Regions from separate parts of the Homo sapiens genome. Here region 1 is linked to region 2. Evidence: chromatin contacts called from ENCODE Hi-C data. All regions are on one chromosome and are shown on one strand. The core of a region is the stretch at or near the end of the contact, and the rest is flanking DNA. Distances in the headings are between cores, read along the strand shown.

Region 1 (2,700 bases), core at 96-2,595, 1.0 Mb before region 2:
GGAGGCCGAGGCTGGCGGATCACCTGAGGTCGGGAGTTCAAGACCAGCCTGGCCACTATGGTGAAACTCCGTTTCTACTAAAAATAAAAAAAATAGCCGGGCATCATGGTGGGTGCCTGTAGTCCCAGCTACTCGAGAGGCTGAGGCAGGATAATCGTTTGAACCCGGGAGGCGGAAGTTGCAGTGAGCTGAGATTGCACCATTGCACTCCAGCCTGGGCGACAAAGCGAGACTCCGTCTCAAACAACAACAACAACAAACTACACTCTAGTCTGGGCGACAGAGCAAGACCCTGTCTTAAAAACAAACAAACAAACAAGGAAACCCCATTTGTAACTGCCACTAATTGGACTATACTTCTGGTGGGCCATCTTCAAGCTTCGGGCTTGAATAAACCCTATACTTAAATACTATTTTCTCAATCTCGTTATTTAAGGTTGACAAGGGCCATTGGGTTACATAGATTTGCTCCAATCTATGTAGTAGGCACACCCGCGGGCTCAACCTCAGCTGTTTGGGATAGTTTCCTGACTGTTTCTTAAAATTAGCACTTTCAGCCTGGCTGGATGACTCATACCTGTAATCCCAGCACTTTGGAAGGCTGAGGCAGGAAAGCTGCTTGAGCCCAGGAGTTCCAGACCAGCCCAAGCATCAAAAGGAGGCCTCACCTCTGCAAAAAATAAAAAAATTTAGCTGGGCATGGTGGCGCACCAGGAGGTTGAGGCTGCAGTGAGCCATGATTGTGTTACCGCACTCCAGCCTGGGCAACAGAGCAAGAACCTGTCCCCAAAAATAAAACAAAATAAAGATGAGCACTTTCACGAGTAAAGTGGATTGGAGGATGGGAACAGGAATCCAACACATTCTCTGCCTCTCTCAGCACCTTGGCTATCGAAGTTACGTTTATCTCCCCTGTCCTAGCATCCACAGCAGGGCCTGGAATATAGTCGGGCAAGAGTGTGTGGACTGCATGAATGTAAGCTCCATAGGGCCGCGTGTCGTCACGCTGCCAGCTCGATGCTCCGCCCGTAAAAGGCACTCACTAAAATTTTAGCGGAATGAATGGGCGAAAAAAGCGAAAGGGAAACCACGCCTTTACTAAAATGGCAGCCCGGGCTCCCTTTACCAAGATGGCTGCCGGCCCGCGTGGACGCACGGGCGGTGGGCGCAGGGGGCGGGGCAAGAGAGGGCGTGGTAAGAAGGCGGGGCCAGTGGGAGCCGTCAGGTGCAGCCCCGCCCTCCGCCCTCCGCCCGCTCCCCCCGCTCGCCCCGCTCGATTCCGGATTGGTCCGGTTCCAGCGCCGCAGCCCGGCGGCCGCGCTGTGGGGCCGCCCGGCGCTCGCCACTTCCGGCGCGTTGGGGCTGTTGGTCGGGGGCGGCCGCGCGGTACTAGCGGGCGGCTCCAGGGCGGGCGCGCGCAAGGATGCTCTAGGGGGCGGCGGCAGTGGCCGTGTGGGTTGAGGCTGCGAGGACAGCGCGGGCCCCCGGGCCTCTCCCCTGAGCCGGCCGCCTGGGCCGCGCGGTCGAGGCCTGTCAGCCTCCGCCCGTTCAGCCTCGGGGCCGGGGCCGCCGCCACCTCTGCCCGCGGAGGCCGGGGAGCCCCTGCCTGGGCCCGCAGCCTCCCCCGCGGGGGTCGGGCCCGGGCGGGGGTCCCGAGCAGCTGCCCTCCTCGCCGGCATCCGAGCCTCATTTCCTGCTTTTTCAGTTTCCTTGGGGAGGGGCGGGTGGGTCTGGATGAATTGTCTCGGGGTCCCCCGATGAGGCGACCCGGGCGGCCCTGCCCTTTTTAGAGGGTCCCCTCGGGGCCCGGTGGGGAAGGGGTTGTCTTTGCATGGGTGGGGGACTTCCCGAGTCTGCCGGGACCATGACCTGAACTGTGCGAGCGGGACGTGTCCGAAGCCCAAGAACCAGCTCATCTGAGCCGCCCCCTCCCCGGCCAGCATGGTAAGTGGAATTGGAGCCCCCTTCCCTCCTGGGGTGCCCTACCGGAAGGGTGGGAATGGGCCCCGGGGCTGCTGAGCCATCGCTGCTCTCCCCATGGCGGGGAGAGGCGCGTGCGGAGCCTGGCCGGTGACACATGCGTGCAGAGTGTGCAGCCCCGGCCCTGCGCTCCCATCCCCCCAGGGATGATGGCTCAGGCCTGGGAGGGCCCTGGGAGCGCAGCAGGCACAACCCTTGCATCTGGTGTTTGCCTCCTGCAGCTCCTCCGGATAATAACTATCGTTTATTGAGGGCTTACTACTTGCCAAGGCCCTGCGCGAAGTGATTGACAGTGCAGTAGTATTTAATGATCACACCAGCCCTCTGTTCGGAAGTGGGGAGACTGAGGCACGGAGCAATTAATTCCCCAGCTCAAGGTCAAGCGACTTTTTAACAGTGTTAAGATTTGAACCTAGGCATCTGACTTTGAACCTAGGCATCTCTAATACACTTAGAGAGCTGGGTGATTGTAGGAGAAACATCTCATCTAGCTGTAGGTTTATATATGAGGAAACAGAGCGATTTACAGAGGTCACTTGCACAGGTGATGGCAAAGTCAGGAATGGTCGTGATCTTTTGACACTGAGGCTGCTATTCTACATGCTCTGATCTCTGCTGAAGCTACCTTCCACGTTTTCTAGACCGATACTTTCAATACTCCCCTAAATGTGTGTACTCACATCTCTTTGTGTATCCACATCTCCACGTTTTCTAGACCGA
Region 2 (2,700 bases), core at 72-2,571:
CCATGTTGGTCAGGCTGGTCTTGTGAACTCCTGACCTGAAGTGATCGGCCTGTCTCGGCCTCCCAAAGGGCTGGGATTACAGGTGTGAGGCACCGCGCCCAGCCTTAAATTATTTTTAAACATCAACTCCTCTAAAGCACCTCCCTGAGTATTCTTTAAGGTGGCTGGGTGGAATGGCCTCTCCGAGAGCCTCACTGTGATTTGCAGAGGGTCTCAGGGTGGGCACTCTGCAAGCACCATGCTGGTCATGAGAAAGCCTCCCAAAAGGGGCTTCCAGGACAGATCAGCCTACACCTAGCTTTCTGGGAACAGGCGGTCCAGTTCTCTAATCTCCTCAATGTTATTATGGCAGTATTCCACAAAAATTGTGCAAAAACAAGAGCTTCGTAAAACTTCCCAGGAAAGTTTGGAACATTTTCCAGAAAGCTTTAATTCATGGCACAGGGATCCCTTTGGCTCTCTAAGGGGCACACAGTCTTGTGTTTGGGTCGTCCGTGTGGCCCCAACGCCTGCGCACCTCCTGTCCCCGGGCTTGCTCCCGAGTCCTCCTGAGCACGGCGATTCCTACCGTTGCCGGGAAACGCACCGATGCCCATCGTTAAGTCCTACCGAGCTACAAGCACCTTTCCTTAGGGCAGTCACACACCCAGGCCCCAGAGGGTCCCCCGTACCCCGCACTGGCCTTGAGCCCCGAGGCCTCAGACCCCCTTCCCTCCTCAGCGCCTTCCCCGGGGCTGCATTTCTCGCGGCTCATATTTGGGACCTGACGGCGGAATCGTTTCCAGCCTGCCTTGCGGCCCAGGGGCAGCGGCTGGTTGCCTAAAAGCAGCGGACACACATATAGCAGAGTATAAAACCCGCGCAGGCGCACTAGGCCTACACCAACGCGACGCCAAGAACCGCTAAAGCGCACAGCAGCCCGCCGTAAGGGCCTGCCCTCACGCATGCGCAAAACCACTGCCAAGAGACGAGCATACGCACGCGCGGAACCTTTCCCTTTATCCTCCCGCAGGGCAGGCCGGCGACGAGCTAAATTGCATTCTCAGAGCGCATGCGGCAACTCGAGCCACCCTCGGGGTTTTCCAAGGCGCACGCGCGAGGCCGGGCTTGGCTGCTTCACATGACGCCTGCGCGGTCTATGCCTCTGAACCCGGCCTCTCCACTTCTGAGGAACTGGAGCTGACTCCGCTCTCGAGTTGCTCAGACTAACCTCTCTTCAGCTGGGACGGTGTCGAGTCGCCTTTGGGCTGGCGAAGACTCGTTGCGTTTGGTCCGACCACTCGGCTGTGTCCCCTGAGGAGCCAGAGGCTAGCATAGGAGTATCGATCGCTCACCGCTCGTCTGATCACGACGCAGTGCCTGGAGGAGCGCCGAGTGATCGATGCCGTGGCCCCGCCCCACTGCTGTTTAAAAGGCCGGGGGATGGAGAAGACAGAAAGGCTTGGCTGTATCCTCTGGGTCCTTCCACGCTAGTGATACCGCTTTTTCCTCTGCACAGATAACAACTTCGTACAAGGCTGTTTGCATCCACCATTTAATCTCTGCAGCTAGGATTATTAGTTCTCCCTATTTTACAGAGAGCGAAACTGAGGCTCAGTGATTAAAGTGGCCACATACTTGTACTTTTGGAAAGTCAGATCCACAATTACCCACGAGCAAGTGCTGCATCCACAGTCTGTTCGAGTGAGAAGGCAAGTGGCCAGGGGACACACTCCTGCCACCTTTGCTTTGATGCCGAGTGGTGCGTGGTCACTGGGACTTTTGTGTTTTGAGCACACACTCCTGTGGACTCCAAGTATGCACGCCTTTTGCAGCATTGCACAGAGGCATGGAAAGTTATGTTCGTACTGAGCTTGGGGTCTGAGTAGGAAACAGGCTTGCTCAGGATCAGTTCATAGATTAGTGGATTCTAGGTACGGTGCTAAAATACTTTAAAAATATGAGGATCGTAGCTATTGTAATGATCATGCTCATCCCCATTTTAGGGAGTGTATTAGTCCGCTTTCATGCTGCTGATAAAGACATACCCGAGACTGGGCAATTTACAAACAAAAAGGTTTAATGGATTCACAGTTCCACATGGCTGGGGAGGCCTCAAAATCATGGTGGAAGGTGAAAGGCACGTTTTACATGGTGGAAGACGAGATAATGAGAACCAAGTGAAAAGGGAAACCGCTTATAAAACCATCAGATCTCATGAGTCATATTCACTACCAGGAGAACAGTATGAGGGGAACCTCCCCTATCATTCAGTTATCTCCTACTGGGCCCTTCCGCAACACGGAATTATGGGAGCTACAATTCAAGATGAGATTTGGGTGGGGACACAGCCAAACCATATCAGGGAGGGAGCAAGTAAAGCACAGAAAGATCTCCTAACCCACCAGGCTCACTGGGATGCTGGTGTTTGAACTCAGCAGCCACAGGTTTAGAATCCTCATGGTTATGTGCTACACTAAGTTTCCACCCTTGAGTAGTGACAATGTTGAATTTTCCCTGAGTCTTGTGTCCCCGGAAAAAAGTAAAAAGGAATTGCTCTCACCCTTTTGTGTTGTGGAAAAAAGTTTACTGCAAAGAATCACCCCCCACCCCCACAAGAGAATTTAGATAAGACTCCAAGACACCACCCCCATTGTTTACCTGTGAGAGCAGGTAAACAGGACACAGACCCTCCAATTCTCATTCATTGTCTTATAAGTG

What was found. Hi-C counts contacts between places; a loop is a spot of excess contacts on that map. Pooled maps may share reads with other maps.
Region 1: a loop to region 2 is called in a map of CD8-positive, alpha-beta T cell, with 11 times the contacts of the local background. The contact joins the promoter of XPO6 here to the promoter of KDM8 in region 2. A Hi-C loop is called at or near these places in 3 of 168 maps with a recorded cell type or tissue (CD8-positive, alpha-beta T cell, dorsolateral prefrontal cortex and naive thymus-derived CD4-positive, alpha-beta T cell) and 13 of 50 pooled maps.

Annotation. Positions count from the first base shown.
Region 1 is chr16:28,210,610-28,213,309 of GRCh38, reverse strand. It overlaps XPO6 (exportin 6), which reads left to right and starts at 1,345. Exons shown (of 24, transcript NM_015171.4): 1 at 1,345-1,944. The coding sequence starts at 1,942. RefSeq lists a silencer at 1,108-1,597 and an enhancer at 1,227-2,225.
Region 2 is chr16:27,202,147-27,204,846 of GRCh38, reverse strand. KDM8 (lysine demethylase 8) reads right to left here and starts at 1,321. Exons shown (of 8, transcript NM_024773.3): 1 at 1,211-1,321. RefSeq lists an enhancer at 1,117-1,276.